Regions from separate parts of the Homo sapiens genome. Here region 2 is linked to region 1. Evidence: chromatin loops called from intact Hi-C (ENCODE). Cell type or tissue: Panc1. All regions are shown on one strand.

Evidence for each region. Hi-C counts contacts between places; a loop is a spot of excess contacts. Peaks named below come from ENCODE experiments on the same cell type or tissue, not always from the same donor. Only the 100,000 strongest peaks of a DNase experiment are listed, where the experiment ranks them.
Region 2: it touches region 1 in a loop (2.2-fold over the local background); 16 of 110 quality-filtered maps call a loop at or near these places.

The regions. Positions count from the first base shown.
Region 1 is chr1:218,458,610-218,466,609 of GRCh38, forward strand. No RefSeq gene overlaps it. Among named protein-coding and RNA genes, the nearest start is that of TGFB2-OT1, 20 kb to the left of the region's middle. RefSeq lists enhancers at 570-1,569, 1,318-1,612. In Panc1, a CTCF peak has its summit at 3,711; DNase peaks (open chromatin) are centred at 1,482 and 4,909; H3K4me3 peaks cover 2,083 bases; H3K27ac peaks cover 8,000 bases.
Region 2 is chr1:218,356,513-218,364,512 of GRCh38, forward strand. All of the region lies in intron 1 of TGFB2 (transforming growth factor beta 2), which reads left to right. Among named protein-coding and RNA genes, the nearest start is that of TGFB2-AS1, 15 kb to the left of the region's middle. In Panc1, CTCF peaks have their summits at 4,999 and 5,201; no DNase peak of the experiment used is centred here; H3K4me3 peaks cover 1,577 bases; H3K27ac peaks cover 8,000 bases.

The DNA of each region.
Region 1 (8,000 bases):
ACTATACTCTTATGATTGAGTGAATGTTATAGTATGTAAATTATATGCCTCAATCGAGCTATTAAAATGCTATAGCAGAATATTTAGCAAAATGTAAAATGCTCACAATTGTTGGTTAAATTTTGCCAAAATCTCTATATAGAAAAATAATGAGACACATAGTAAATTTGTAACAGTTGTTACCTAAGAGCAGTAAGATTTGGTGACACTGTCATTTTCTTTTTTGTGCTTTTCTATACTTTCTAGATTTTCTATACAAATATTTAATAGTTTATCATTAGAAAGCAGAAATGTTACAAAATTGTTCATGAAGAATTGCTGATATCATACAAAAAATATATCTAGTTCGATTTGAAGTGGCAAGCAGTATAGAAAAGTGCATGCAGAGAATAGCTGAACCTTGAGAAGAGCAAACACTTCCATACTGCTTACTTTATCAGGCACTGATTATCAGCACTATTAAGTGCTTCGCATTTATTAATACACGTAGTCTTTACAACAACCCTATGAGACAGAGTCTATTACAGTCTCCATTTCTCAGGTGAGTAATGTGAGATAACCAGAGAAGTAGATGGGCCAAAGTCATACAGGTCTTAAAAGGAGGAGCTAAGAATACAAAAGCAGGCAATGAGCTCCAGAGCCTACGCGCTGACCTGCTGCTATGCAATGCAGCAGAGAAACGGACCAAAAGGCTCACCGTTCTTATCTCTGTGTGATGCGAGACTAGTTCTTATCTCTTTGGGTTAGTATTATTTTTTGCTTTACTATCTTCACATAGTAAACACACATTATTATACTGACAGATATATTTTATTCAAAAGATAGAATCATTAAACCACATCAATAACCCAAAGCTAATAAGCACTGCCTATGTCAAGGGGTTTGGTAAGGATTCCATATAAACGGAAAGGCCCTCTCTGTGTAAGGTAATGTGACAATTTTGCTAGCATTGTGTCAGCACAGTGCGGGCCCTTGATTGTTCTTGCTGACTTTCTGAAGAGCCACGGGGTGGAGGGGATGAGGCCTGAAAGGGAAGTGCGTGGAGCTTACTTAGGCAGGTGGCCAAAATGGCGGCTTGGCCTCTGCAGCAGAAAGACACCGGGCAAAAGTGCATCTAGGATATTTGGGAATAAGATTCAATTGTCTCGAGTCCATTGCCTTGAACCCTGGGTCTATTTCTCTTTTGTCTGTAGCCTGTCATCTGAAAAGTGTCGTGTTCCAAAAACATTTTATTCATTAAATTTAGCCCCTGCCTTCCTCTCCTAAAAGTGGATCTGTGTTGTCCAGGTTTCTGACGCTCCCCCTCCTCTCCTGGAAGTCCCCTGGGCAAGACAGGAGTAAGTGCAGTGGTCGAGATCATGGCAGCAAAGGTGACCTTGTCTGCAAATTGCACATGTCCTTCCTTGCCACAGAGATGGGATTCCAAAACAGACCCGGTAAAAGCCAGTTGAGGAGTTTCACAGAGTCACAGCAGGGTGTTCAGCTTTATACATAGTTGTGGGATGACTCACTACCAAATGCTTCCTAAAAGAGACTCCTTAAGTTACGGTAACATTTTAGAATGGTATTTATAGTGCCAATAGAAAATAGGAGGGGCAAGTTATTTGGAGCATTGCCTTTTTCTGCACACTCTCCTCCCTGCCAGCTATTTCTCTTTTTCAGTTTTCACATCTTCTTTGTCCCCTGCCTGAAGGCAAAGCCTGCAAGAGACAGCCTTCTGATGGCCAAGGGGCTCTGCAGCTGACCCCATGTACTGGCAATAAACAACCTTTCAAATGTTCCCATTATATCCCCCTCTGTCCCAAATCCCCACCCTAGCCCCTCCAGCTAGACCCTCCAATCTGCTATGCTCCTTCCAACAGTTCTGTTCTCTGTTTATTAACAATTCAGATGTACTGTCTTGAAATGAGTGGAAATGCCAGAGGTTATTTGTTCTGGTTTCCTTCCACTGTGTATGCTCCGTTTCCGTGGCTGTCTGTTGGTTACCTAGGATATGGCCAGGGGAGGCAAAGGATTGGCCAGGAGCTTGGATGGATTCCCTGGGAGGCTGTGGAGCAGGGCTTAGTGGTCAGTAGGATGCCCTAATTGAGTGCCTGATTAACGACTCAATGACCCCTTCTGGGCTGGGCTCACAGTGTCCTCTCTAGGACTCCAGGAGTTCCACATCCATACCCCTGTTTTGGCTCTTCTTCACTGGTATATAAATTTGTCTATCTGTCCACCACAAGGCTATAGGATTCTCTAAAACAATGATTATATATTATTCTGTGTTGTGCCTGGCACAGTTCAAAGCACACAAATGGTGCTTGATATATGTAGGTCAAATTCATACCTAAATAAGCACTTACTCTGGTTTTTCTCTTTTTTTAGTTTGAAATAATTTTGGCTTTTAACATTCCAATAATGATTTTGATGGAAAATACACCGCATATTTATTAATCACCAATTGCATCGAGACCTTTTTAGCTCTATTAACTTCTTTACCCTTCAAAATGACTTTATGATAAAGTAGATATTATTATCATCCTCATCAAATTACATATAAAATCACCATGTTCAGGGAGTGTAAGTAATTTTGCCTGAGATCTCTGTTAGGAAGTGGCGAAGCCAGGATTTGGGTCTCTGGGTGTCTTATTGCTTACACTGCTCCGTAAAGCCCCCAAACTAGACTGCTACCTATATGTATGCTTTAATCATGTGAATTCAACTGGAAAAATGTGCTGTTTTGAAAGTCACTCAAAGAGTTAATACTGGAAATAAATGAATGGCTATGTGGAAATTTTAAAAGTTTATTATCATGGAAAATTTCAAACATATACAAAAGTAGCAAGAAGAATACAGAAGCCTCATGTATCCTTTATTCATCTACAACTGCTTTATTTACATTATTCTTCACTTTCCCTTTTCCTCCACTGGATTATTTGGAAAGAAATCCCAGATAGTGACTCAATTGACTAAGATCTTTAAAATTGTTAACACAATGATATTTCTGCTCCTGGAACATAAACATGCTTAGACAATTTTGGTAAAACCATCCAAAGAAACTGATTCCCTCTGGTTGTTAGAACTATTCAGCTGCTGTGTGTGTGTGTATATATATATATATGAGTGTGTGTGTGTGTGTATACGTATATATATGTATATACACACACACATATATGTGTATATGTATATATGTATATACACATATACACATATATGTGTGTGTGTATATACGTATATATATGTATATACACATACATATGTGTATATATAAACAGCAGCCAAATGGTTGCTGTATATATATATGGCTATATATATATATATAGCCATATATATATGTGGCTAACCGTTCACTATATATGGCTGACAGTTCACATTATCCTCAGACCCTATTAGTTCTTCTATTAGTTCTTTAGAGTATGAAATATACCCTACATAAGTGGAAAGCAAGAGATCCTCTAAAGTGTACTCCTCCGTATTTTAGATAGACTTACATTTGGGAAATAAACATGTAATTTTGCATGTCCCAAGTGAACCTCAACAGAGTGCTCTAGATCAGCATAAATGTATTAAACTTTCAGGTGCTATTACTTTCTTTTCCGTTGCAGATTTTATATGCAGTATCACATAAGTGAGCTTTTTCCATTCTCTTCAACGGAGTCTCTGTCCATTTTTTCAGAGGCTGGTTGTTGGTAGTAACAGCAGGAACATCGCCAGCATTTTACCATGACGCCCTCAAGAGTTCAAGACTGGTTTGGAGAAACATCCAACATTTAAATGTGTATAGAAAAACTTTCAACCACCCCAGCAATTTTTACAAAAGTTTTAGGAGAAAGCCTTATCAAGAATGATCTTTTATCTGGGGGAAACTGTTACAATTTTACTCTTCAGCATGATTTGGGTTTTGATCAAAACTAGAGATTGTGACAGTGGGATTTTATGCAGAGGTCTGAGGTGTATATGCACATGTGTGTGCATGTTTGTGCACATGCACGAACATACCAGACCAAGCAGGTGGGTGGAGAGTGATTTGTAAAAGTGACAGGAGGGGCACATGAGTGAGAACCATTTTGGTGTCTGTAGCTTTATGTACTTGGGGATGTCAGGTCTAAAAATAACTCTCCTTTGGAACCATTGTTGTTTATCTGTATCCTGGGTTTTCCCATTCTTAAAAATACCCTGACATACATAAAAAGACTGTATTCCAAAGGTTAATGCCCATTAATCCGAAGGGAGTGGTGAGTAAATTCCTTATATATCAGTCTAAGAATAGGTCTTGGAGCTATTCAAGTGTGTGCCATCATGTGAGCAGTTTCTTCTTTTTTTAAAGGAAGCAAATGGTAATGGTTGGGGAAGAAAAGGAATAAACGGTAAAAAAAAATGGATAAAAGGGTTTGGATAAAATAAAATTTACCCTAAACATGTCTCTGTGGCTTGAAAGAATCACTGCATAGAAAAGGTTTTATCTGGGGAGGGGTTGTGGGGGGAGAAGTTGTCTGAGAATATTTTCCCCGCTGTGGCATTTCCCATTGGAGCCTAACCCAAAACTCTGAAAATCCAAGGAAAGTGAGCACTTTTATTTTATTTCTTTCTTTTTTAAGGCTGCTTTGCACTGTGATTTTTTTGACTCAAGGGATTCTGATTCTTTCCTCTGCATGCAAGGATAACAGGCCCTAGCCATGTCCAGCTTGCCCCCTCAACACAGGTCAGAATCCCTTTCGGATTTCTGTTTCCAACAGAATGTCTGGCAACCAGACTTTCTGAATCAGCGTTGTTTCTGCACCGCTGCTCCCGACACGCTGGAGGCCAGGCAAAGAGCAAAATACAAAGAATTGAAACTAATTCCGCAAGGCTGCTAAAGGTTTCAGATACAGCCCAGTTTCCTCTCTGAATCCGTTGTTCTCCTCTGTGCCCCTTTATGCTTCTGGGCACCACACTCTAGGCGAAAGAGTCTCCTGGGACCAACACCTAACCAGGTTTCCTCACAGTACCTGTTTGTATGGTGAGTTAAAAACAAGCAAAATTTAAAAACGGTGTACATCTGGACAAGTTGGAAAGGTCAAATGGATTTTTTTTTTTTAAGGATGTATTTCTGCATGACTCACTGGGCCTTCTCACTTCCTGCTAGAATTATTACAAAATATATCTGGAAGACAGTGAGCCCGCTGATGACTTCCCTTCACGGACTACACACAGGCCTGCTGTGGTATCAGGCGCCCCTTGGCCAGCTGCCCTCTTTCTTGGTCCCCTCTCCAGGGTCACTAGCAAAGACACAGACTGGCCACAGATAACAATTACTTCTCCCAAGCTGGCTTGTTCCATTAAGCATTTTGGGAAAACCAAATGGCTATTGATGATGATTGAGATTTTGCTCATGTGCAGCCCTAAAGGGCGGGAAAAACACCACTCTGGAAAGGTATTGGATGATAGCTGTGAATGACATTTCTTATGACGACTGCTATTTTGAAATGTGCTTTGTAATAATATTTCAGGCACTCAGTTTAAATTTCAAGTTCTCAAGCAAAATTATATACAGTAAGGAGGAAACTTTCTGCTCCCCTTGCAAATTTTTGTTGGTGGTATTCTCATAATTCTATTTTTTTTCTTATAGGACAAATTTATGTGTCTTCTGAGATATTATTATTATTATTATTATTATTTTTAGAGGGAGTCTTGCTCTGTCCTTCAGGCTGGCGTGCAGTGGCGCTATCTCGGCTCACTGCAACCTCCGCCTCCCGGGTTCAAGCAATTCTGCTGCCTCAGCCTCCCGAGTAGCTAGGATTACAGACAAGAGCCACCACACCCTGCTAATTTTTGTATTTTAGTAGAGATAGGGTTTCACCACTTTGGCCAGGCTGGTCTGGAACTCCTGACCTCAAGTGATCCGCCCGCCTCGGCCTCCCAAAATGCTAAGATTACAGGCCTGAGCCACTACACCCGGCCCTGAGATATTATTTAGATGTCTCCTGAGATAATTAGTTGTATGTTCCCACCCCTCCTCTTTATTTGTAGTATTTTCAAAGACAGATCTATTTTAAAATGTCACCAATTTAGATAAAGATGGGAACCTTTTAAGTACTTATAAAACATTAGTGTTCATGCAAAAAATAAATGTTATAACAACAGTTATGCTATATCCAGTCCCAGGCCCACCTCTTCTCTTAGATCCTCCTCTTGCCCAGTCCTTGGAATTATTTATTCACATCCAGTGCTGCCAGCTCACCACTCTGAATCTTTAGCCCTAACCTCTCCCCTGAGCATTGTTCACCCATCTCTAAGGGTCAGTTGAATAATTCACTTACATGACCAGTCACCTAAACCTTACGGTTCTCACCTGAGGTGATTTTGCCCCTCAGGGGATATTTGACAATTTCTGGAGGTTTTTTGGTTGTGGAAACTTAAGGGAAAGGTGCTATTAGCATGGTGGGTAGAGGCCAGGGCTGTTGCTAGATACCCTAGAATGCATGAGAAAGGCCCTCATGACAAGGAATTCTCTGACTCACAATATCCATAGTGCCTAGATTGAGAAATCTTGCCTTAATCTAAGAAGAAATTTATTCAGTTTTTCTCCTAAATCCCACTTTTTCCATTAAACATTTTTTTCTGAGTGGGGAGCAGTGGCTCATGCCTGTCATCCCAGCACTTTGGGAGGCCGAGGTGGGTGGGTTACTTGAGCCCAGGAGTTCAAGATCATCTGGGCAACATGGTGAAACCCTCTCTCTACAAAAAAAAAATAATAATAATAAAAATAAAAATAAATTAGCCTTGTGTGGTGGTGCACGCCTGTAGTCCCAGCTAAGCAGGAGGCTGAGGTGAGGTGGGAGGGTCACTGGAGCCAGGGAAGTCAAGCCTGCCATGAGCAATGATTGTACCACTGCACTCCATGCACTCCAGCCTGGGTGACAGAGAGAGATCCGGTCTCAAAACAAAACAAAAACCTTCTCTGAACAATTCTAGTTATTCCTTCCTTTGAACTCTACTGCGTATTTGTCACTAAATGATGTACTGCTCTATATTATTTTTTTGGATGTGTGTGTGTATAGTTCGTCTCCCTAAATGAATTTGAGATTTCCTGGCAGCAGGGCTTATCTCCTCTTTTCTTTTTGTGCTTTGAACTATGCCCACCCCAGTGCTCTGCACTTAGCATATACTCAATATGTTTCAGATAAATGAATATATCTTCAGTGAATGGTTGAATCCTAAAGTTTAAAGACGATACATTGGGGTGATGGCAAGGCTTTCCCAAGAAACTTAGACAAGGGGTAAGAAAGGTTGCTGTTAGAAATCTAAAGAAATTAAATAAGCATATAACAGAAATAGCGTGTCTTCTGGGGTTTATAGAAATAGTAATTAGATGTTAGTTAACTATAATCTTAAACTTTTAAATAAAGACATGCAGCACAAGAAGAAAGGAATAACAGAATTAATAATTTACCTTCAATCTTAGAGGATTGAGATGGCTGAATTTGGGGGACACATATGTGGAGGATTGTTCTCTGTGATATGATGGAAATTTTATTGAACCATGTCTTCACTTAGATGACATGATCCTTGAGACATTTCCCTTCCATTTGTTTCAGTTCCATGCCAACCAAACAACATTCAGATTAATAACCCAGTTTCCCAGCTGGGAAGATGGGAACGTTTCCATCAGCGTGTGCAAAGGGATACCTTAGCTAGGAGGGGCAAACATTCAAGACTCTGGACAGAGATATCACCCATAATAAATTAGTAAATTGGTCTTTTGGCTTATATATTAATCTCCTGTGGACTAGTGTGTGAGTGGCTCCCCAAGATTCTGACCATGTCTGGGATTATTGATAAGGTCCGTTTGCTGGGCTGCAAAGTCTGAGGGCCAGATCCTGGCTTGTGACTCATTCACTAAAGCAATGCCATGTTGAAAACTGCTTGACCAATGGCTAACTGGCTGTTCCCCTGTGACATCCCTGTTTTGCCCCAAGCCATTCTTCTGAGCTTCAACAAATCTTAATGATTTCATCCCAGATCCTGAAATTATC
Region 2 (8,000 bases), 100 kb before region 1:
CCAGCCGGGAAAAATTATTTAAACTATTTGAACTGATCTCTGAAGGTTCATATGTGTCACATAGTACTTGCCTCTTTATTTTTCTGGATCCCAAAGTCCAAAATCAAAGAACAGAGGGGATGTTGCCTATAAAAGACTGACATGCAGGCGGGGCTTCTATGTAATGTGCTTCTGGGGCTGGTTTCGCTTCTCCTCACAGGTGTCCTGTCTCTCATCACTTCCACTGGTTGAAAAGAAACCAGGACATTTGGAGTCAAGGCTGAGGCAGGTCAGGCAGCTGTGGTTATACTCATGTAGACCTCATCTCACCTCCGCAACCAAGCACTGGCCACAGCCGCCTCTTAGCCTTCAGGCAATTCATTTTAAAGGCGGCTTTAGCAATAGTATGACATTACGGTGTAGAAATCTAAAAGAGGAGGCCGGGTGCAGTGGCTGGCGCCTGTAATCCCAGCACTTTGGGAGGCTGAGGCGGGTGGATCACCTGGGGTCAGGAGTTTGAAACTAGCCTGGCCAATATGGTGAAACCCTGTCTCTACTTAAAATACAAAAATTAGCCGGGCATGGTGGTAGGCGCCTGTAATCCCAGCTACTTGGGAGGCTGAGGCAGGAGAATTGCTCGAACCCGGGAGGCAGAGGTTGCAGTGAGCCGAGATTGCGCCACTGCACTCCAGCCTGGGAGACAAGAGCAAGACTTCATCTGAAAAATGAAAAAAAAAAAAAAAGAAATCTCAAAGAGGAAGCTGGATGAGATGAAGGGGAGGGGCTGGTCGAGAGTAACTGCAGAGGGTTTGAGGAGTAGAAATGATATCAGAGAGGGGAAGCCACACTAAGGCCTTGGGTAGTTGTTCACAGTGCAACATATTCTCTCAGTGAGTTAGCATCCTGGCTTTCCTGGGGCAACCCAGTAACACCACTTCAGTGATGTGGAAAAACATTGCTGTCCAAGAGGAATTGAATTCACTGGCTTTAGTGTCTGTTAGGAGGGAAAGCCTCATCGTGCTGAGAAAGCGGTCCTCCCTGGGCCGGGACCATCCCTTCATTCTCTCAAATGAACGCTTGGATTTGTTACTGCCTGATAAGTCAGAAATGTTTGGCTTAGATGTTCCCTCAACCACAATGACTTGAGGAACTTAAGGCAAATGGAAAATGCTTCCTGGATATTGTAAAGTCCAAACCTTCTGGAAATAGTTTGAATGCATTTCCATCCCTCCACAGGCAGCTGTTTTTCTCTCACACTAGCATGTTCCACTAGCGTGTCCCCGTCCCTCAGGCCTTCCAAGCTATCTATATGTCGGTAATTATGAAACAGGTTATTTCTGAAGAAGAGACGCTGCGTTTCTGAAGAAAAAGTCATGGAGTAGCTATTTAAGAATAACACTGGTCTTTTGGAGTTGTTGTTTCAGGAAGTACTGTAGTATCTTTTTGGTCTTCTGAAAGAAAAAGAAAAACGTTGTGACTGTGACTTTGGCTCTGTTTATTTTACTTTTCTTATCTAACCCACACGACACTGACAAATACCACATCTGTCTTGACAAGCTAGTTTGCAAATAACTATTCATTCATAATTTTAGGCTATTGTAAGAATCCTTATTTGTTACTTCATCTTGTAAGCAAGAATGCAAAATTTGGTTTTGAGAAAGACACTGAAATGACCGCAAGTCCACTGGTCTTTGCAAATCTCTCCATCTGAAAAAGATGACTGTGTACTTTTTAGTGGATTTTCAGAGCTCTAAAATATTTATTGTTGCCAAAACATAGATGGGAATTTTCTGAGAAATATAATTTAATTTTAAAGTTTTGGATTCATTTCAGTGTTGGTAATGTCAGTGCTTCTTAGACCAAGTTTATCAGGGATTTTTCTGTTTACACCAGATGTAGCAGTAACTTTGTCATTTCTTCTATTTTGATTTTTTTAAAATATGATCATTTATTCCCCTATCTATTGGCTTAATCTCATTTTCACTTATTTTCACTTTTGCTTTGACATCTTATGGCAATATGACTGCAGTTGTTTCTACTTCCTTTATAGTGAACTCTTTTTTTTTTTTTTTTTTGAGACAGAGTCTCGCTCCGTCACCTAGGCTGGAGTGCAGTGGTGCGATTTCAGCTCACTGCAAGCTCTGCCTCCGGGGTTCATGCCATTCTTCTGCCTCAGCCTCCCGAGTAGCTGGGACTACAGGCACCCCCCACCATGCCCAGCTAATTTTTTTTAGTAGAGACGGGGTTTCACCGTGTTAGCCAGGATGGTCTCAGTCTCCTGACCTCATGATCTGCCTGCCTTGGCCTCCCAAAGTGCTGGGATTACAGTCGTGAGCCACCGCACCCAGCAGTGAACTCTTGTAATAAAACTGCTGGCTTAGAAACTCCAGAAAAGTGTGAATGACTTATTCTGATTCTACTTTAGACAGATAAAGAAACAATCACAGATGGAGGACTTTTCTGTGCAAAGGATGGGTGGTTTGGTCAAGGAACGGTCCCCCCAGAGGTCAGTCAGGGCTTTCTGTGGGGAAAATGTTTCTACATTCAAGTTCATCCTTGGCATTTTGGGCTCTGCAGGTTAACGAGAGGGAGACAGAGGAAGGAGTGCACCAAACCTCTGACTCCTACCTGGAAGTAGCCAAGCAGAAGCAAAGCTGAATAATAGCCATGACCTCAGGCTCTGAAGCAGGAGGTTCCACCTTCAGATGGATCTGTTAAACTTCACCACCCTGGGTTTCTTGTACCTGTCTTCACTGTTTTCTGTCTGAGATATCTTGAGGCATTTTTAAAACATTAAGTTGTTTTGGATAGTAATTTAGTCACTCATTTGTATCTCTTCATAGTATTAAGCCTTAGGTTATTATGTGTGTTAACTAAAATCACTGATCGGATCTCTAAACTAAGTCCTGAACTGCCATGATTCCACCTACTAAACTTACACTTTTCTTCTACGTAGAATGAGGTGACCGGTGCTAGTTTGTCCTGGAGAGAGAGGTATTTCAGAAGAATTCCACTGTCAGAAAATATCACCATCAATAATGAAACTATGTGTGTAAAGTCATGTCTAATTTTATTAACTGTTTGTCACAAGTACTCAGATTATAGAAAGAGGGTCTTGATCTAAGCTGACCCTGAATTGTTATACATTTGGATCAGTTTTCCCTTTCTTGCTGAGAATTCTCTAAGAAGAGTAGAAACTCATTGTAGTTCAGTGTTGGGAGGAATGATTGTACCCACTTACAGAGTTGCTATATCACAAGAGAGATGCATTGTTTGTTTGTGTGGAGAGGCTGGAGGGATTAGGGCAGGAGCTTATTTGATAGGGAGTTTAGTTGTACATTTGTAAGACATCTAATTTTACTTAAGATATCATTGCAGTAAGAATGGCTTTATCTCTATCCTATAGACCCTCACAGTAGACAAAACCACTACCTACTCAGAACAAATAGCCCTTATGAGGGAATAATTTTTCCTTGATTCACCTGATTGGATTGTTTTGAGGTCAAATGAGGTTCTGTAAAAGGCCTTGCTAACCTGTAAGGCATAATAACCTGTACCAGGGTTCTCAAATTTTACCATGCAAAATAATTACTGATGTACCTTTATAAATGTAGATTCCCAAGCCTTTGTCAGCCACTCCAATTCAGATTATAATTCAGTTCGTTTTAAGATGGGCTCCAGAAACCTGCATCTTGATAAGGCGGCCAGGTGATCCTTGTGCAGATAGTTCAGAAACATACTCTGGAAACACTGTGTATTTTTGTTTTGTTGCTTTATTTCTTAGCTGTGTCATTGCAGGCAAAAATAAACCCCAACATTGTTACAGTTAATTAACTTCCTAGTCATTTAATTACTTTGTAAATTACCCATGCGAAGTTTTAATTCTAGGACTGTTTCTATTTTATGACTTGTGTTACCCATAGTCCCCCATCATAAATTAGTGAGTGCCTGCGTTCTTCTAAAAATATCAGGTTTCTCACATGCACGTAGTGAGGGGAACAACACACACTGGGGTCTGTCAGTGGGGATGGGGTAGGGAGAGCATCAGGATTCATTGCTAATGCATGCAGGGCTTGATACCTAGGTGATGGGGTTGATAGGTGCAGCAAACCACCATGGCACACGTTTACCTGTGTCACAAACCTGCACATCCTGCACATGTATCCCGGAACTTAAAATAAAATAAAATAAAATTTAAAATAAAAAAAGTTATGTTTGTAAGACTATAAATGCCTCAGATTTTGAGAATTCTTTACATTTCTTTGTTACAAAGCCTTTTCGCATATATCCAAAGCCTCACTGTTCTAAACAGAGTGTATCCATACCTCAGTGCTGCTTCAATGATGTAGATGATTGAAAACTGATTTTTTTTCCTTTTTCTGAGACAGAGTCTCACTGTGTCACCCAGGCTGGAGTGCAGTGGTGTGATCTCAGTTTACTGCAACCTCCGCCTCCTGGGTTCAAGCGATTCTTCTACCTTAGTCTCCTGAGTAACTGGGACTACAGGCACGTGGCACCACACCCAGTTCATTTTTGTATTTTTAGTAGAGACGGAGTTTCACCATATTGGCCAGGCTGGTCTCAAACTCCTGACCTCGTGGTCTGCCTGCCTCGGCCTCCCAAAGTGTTGGGATTATAGGCGTGAGCCACCGCGCCCGGCCTGAAAACTGATTATTTTAAAACTAAGGTTTGCTTTCTGTAGACTGAACAATCATTAGCATCCTTACATCTCTATCTCATTCATGGTCTTAACTTCTAAGGCATTGGATCAGCACCAGAGCTCCCTGTCCTCCTGCCTTACTTAAAAACAAAAAAGAAAGAAAGGAAAGAAAAGAAGGGATTTTAATGCTGTTTTATAGCAGAGTGAAAGTAAACCAAAGGTGCATACTTGAGAACTGCAGGCTGGAAATTGCAAGTGACAATAATTACCTCATCTTATTCCCACACAGACTTCCTATGACCTGGGTGACCTTGGGATCTGAATTCTGTTTAATAGAATTGTCCCTCTTCTGCACCACGGCGTACACTGGCCTGAAGAAGGTGCTGTTTCCCAGGAAAAGCACTTAAATCCCCCCAAGAAATGCATAGGGCCATAGTTTGAAGAAAAAGTATTGCTAACCAAGTGACTTACTCTGCATATTCTACCTTTCTCTGGTTGTATTCTTTGAGATTTTTATTTAAGATAACTTTCAGCATCTCTTTTTAAAGGTCAGATACGAATGAGAAAACTTTGTCTGACTTGTTAATCTTGTGACAAACCGTTTATATCCAGTGTAGCTTCCTGTCTTTGCTGACTGGTTATTTGAGGGAATTTTCTTCCTGTAAGACTGTGGAGAAGCCTCTAAAAATAAACAGCATGGTTTCTTATTGGTGGGAACATATGTGAGCAGATGTCAGCTGGAAGCAGCATATGGTGGCAACATGATAGCAGTATGTGCTTATAGAATCCCCGCTGTTGGGTCTTCGTCTTCCATGCCACACTGGCCAGTCAGAGCCCCATATCTCAGTTAAAGAGTGTTCCGCCTAGAAGGTGTAATCCACACATTTGTGAAAAATCTGCCACTGGGATCTTGATAGTGGGCTGAATATTGGACATGGTAAGTTCCAGAGTATGGAAAAAGTCTTTGTTATCCATTTAAAAATCAAGTGATAAGAGGCACACATATGGCAAAAATAAAAAATAAATCAAGAGAAGAGTCCACAAAGCCTTTGTCTTGTGTTGAAAGAAGTTTTCAAGTCAGGTCTGAATAGTGGCAGTGTTACTTCTAGAAGACGTGCTCTATAAACATGGAAGGTGCATGGACTCCCAGTGTATGAAAGGAGCCAGGAAAGAATGATATTCATGCCAGGCCCTAATAGGCAGTCAGGGCTTCTTTTGTCACACAAGTTAGACAACTGCTCATATTCCTTGACCACCTTTTGTCTGTCAGTCTGTTTTAAATATATCATCTCATTTCAATTTTATAAAAACCCTCAGAGGCAGGGTTACGTCTGCCTCATCTTACAGACTTCTCCATGGATTCACAGGAAATCAGTGACAGAACAGGGGTTTGAATTAACATCTTCTTCTGCAAAAATTCTATATTTTTATTGACCTTACCACCAATGGAAAAAGTTTTGAACACTCAGCAATATTTCCTCTTCAATTTGAGATATTTTGTGGGGGAGGGGGTGTGCTTTCTTTTCTAAGAATATGGTGGGCAAAATACAAATTGGGTTGCTGTTACTTTAAAGAAAGTGAAGTTCAAATTTTCCAGATGTAATAACTATTGTGGAAGATGCGTTTAGTCCATTTCAGAGAGCTCTAGCTTTTTAAACTGTAGGTAAGTAGCCCCAAACCAATATTCACTTGTATTTTTGACTCATTCAAGAAGGAGTTTTCACATGCGGGTTAGAAATGATGACAGGTGGTTTTAAGAACACTGAAATCTAGGCCAGCCAAATGAAAACCAAAGTTTTATTCTTAATCGGTAGACTGTCTTTTGTCAAAGGAGGTCAAAGCCTTTCTTATTCATCTTTAATATAAATCAAGGTATTTATTTTACCGTTTCAGTATGTAAATTGTACTCTGTTATTTTAACATTAGAACGTGCTAAAGGGAAAACTGAATTCAGGAGTCTGACTGCTGGTTAAGGGATGCCAGAAGATCTGGGACTAAAATCTGGAATCCTCCTTAGATCCTCAGTGTCTAATCCCCTGGCCCCAGGTAGCAGGGACCTTATTTCTGGGGAAATGATAAGAACATTCAATGAGTCCCTCTTCTACTTTGAATCTTTGTATAGTTCTGTGCCAGGCATCTCTTCAGTAAAATAGCTAATGACTGTGCTTTTTAAAACTCCTAGCTGTCTGCCCAGTTGTTACAACACCCTCTGGCTCAGTGGGCAGCTTGTGCTCCAGACAGTCCCAGGTGCTCTGTGGGTACCTTGGTGAGTACACTTGTCTGCTTTATTCCTCGTTTGACATAGTTATATCAAATCCATCTTTAGTGTTTGTCTCCTGTGGGGAACTTGCCAGAGGCAAGATGAGATTCTGAAATGCAGCCTTGTACCTGAGCGATCACAAAGGTGCCTAGAATTTTTTTTAGTAAGAGTTTACATGAGAAAAACTGATGAATAGCTTTGAAGTAATGCAATGACTATATTGCAGCATGTAAAAGAATGACTTGTGGGGATGAGATATGTGTTTTAGGGGTCACAGAGTGATTTGACATACACCTTTCCTGATCCCCATGGAGGCCACTCTCTGGAGGGTTGGACAGCATGGCCTGAATGTCAAGGGAATGTTCCTTTTTATATCTTTATTTGTATCTATGTTCTTGTTCTTGACACATAGTAGTTGCTCAATTAATGTTTCTTGTCCTGAACCAAAGTGAAAGGAGATTTTCTCTCCTTTAAGGTTCTAGAGCAAGCTTGTCCAACCCTCGGCCTGCATGCAGTCCAGGATGGCCTTGAATGCGGCCCAATGTAAATTTGTAAATTTTCTTAAAAAATTATGAGATTTTTTTTTGCAATATTTTTAAAGCTTATCAGCTATCGTTAGTGTTAGTCTATTTTATGTGTGGCCCAAGACAATTCTTGTTTTTCCAGTGAGGCCCAGGGAAGCTGAAAGATTGGACGCCCCTGCTCTAGAGGGAGACCTGTCGGGGAGTTATGCTGCTGATTATTTGTGACCTTTGTATTGACATGTCTCGTTTGCTTAAGGAAATGGATCGTCATGGGTCAGGCCCTCAGCCAACTGGACCTGTGAGCTTGCCACTTGCTCAAACCACTTAGCCCTGACCCTCGGAGCAGGTGCAAGCTCCTCAGAGCCAGCACCAGGTGTTAGGCTGAGGGGTACAAAAGCCAGAAGTCCTCAACCCTTTCTTATTGGGAACACTGATTAATTCAGCCATTTATTGAATGCTTACTATATGCTGGACGATGAGTCCACAACAAAGAATAGAGCTTGGGTGATCCTGACGCTCAAGGAATTCAGTGGCTAAAGTTATCCCTGAACCATGCTCAGGAAAAAAGGAAACAGAC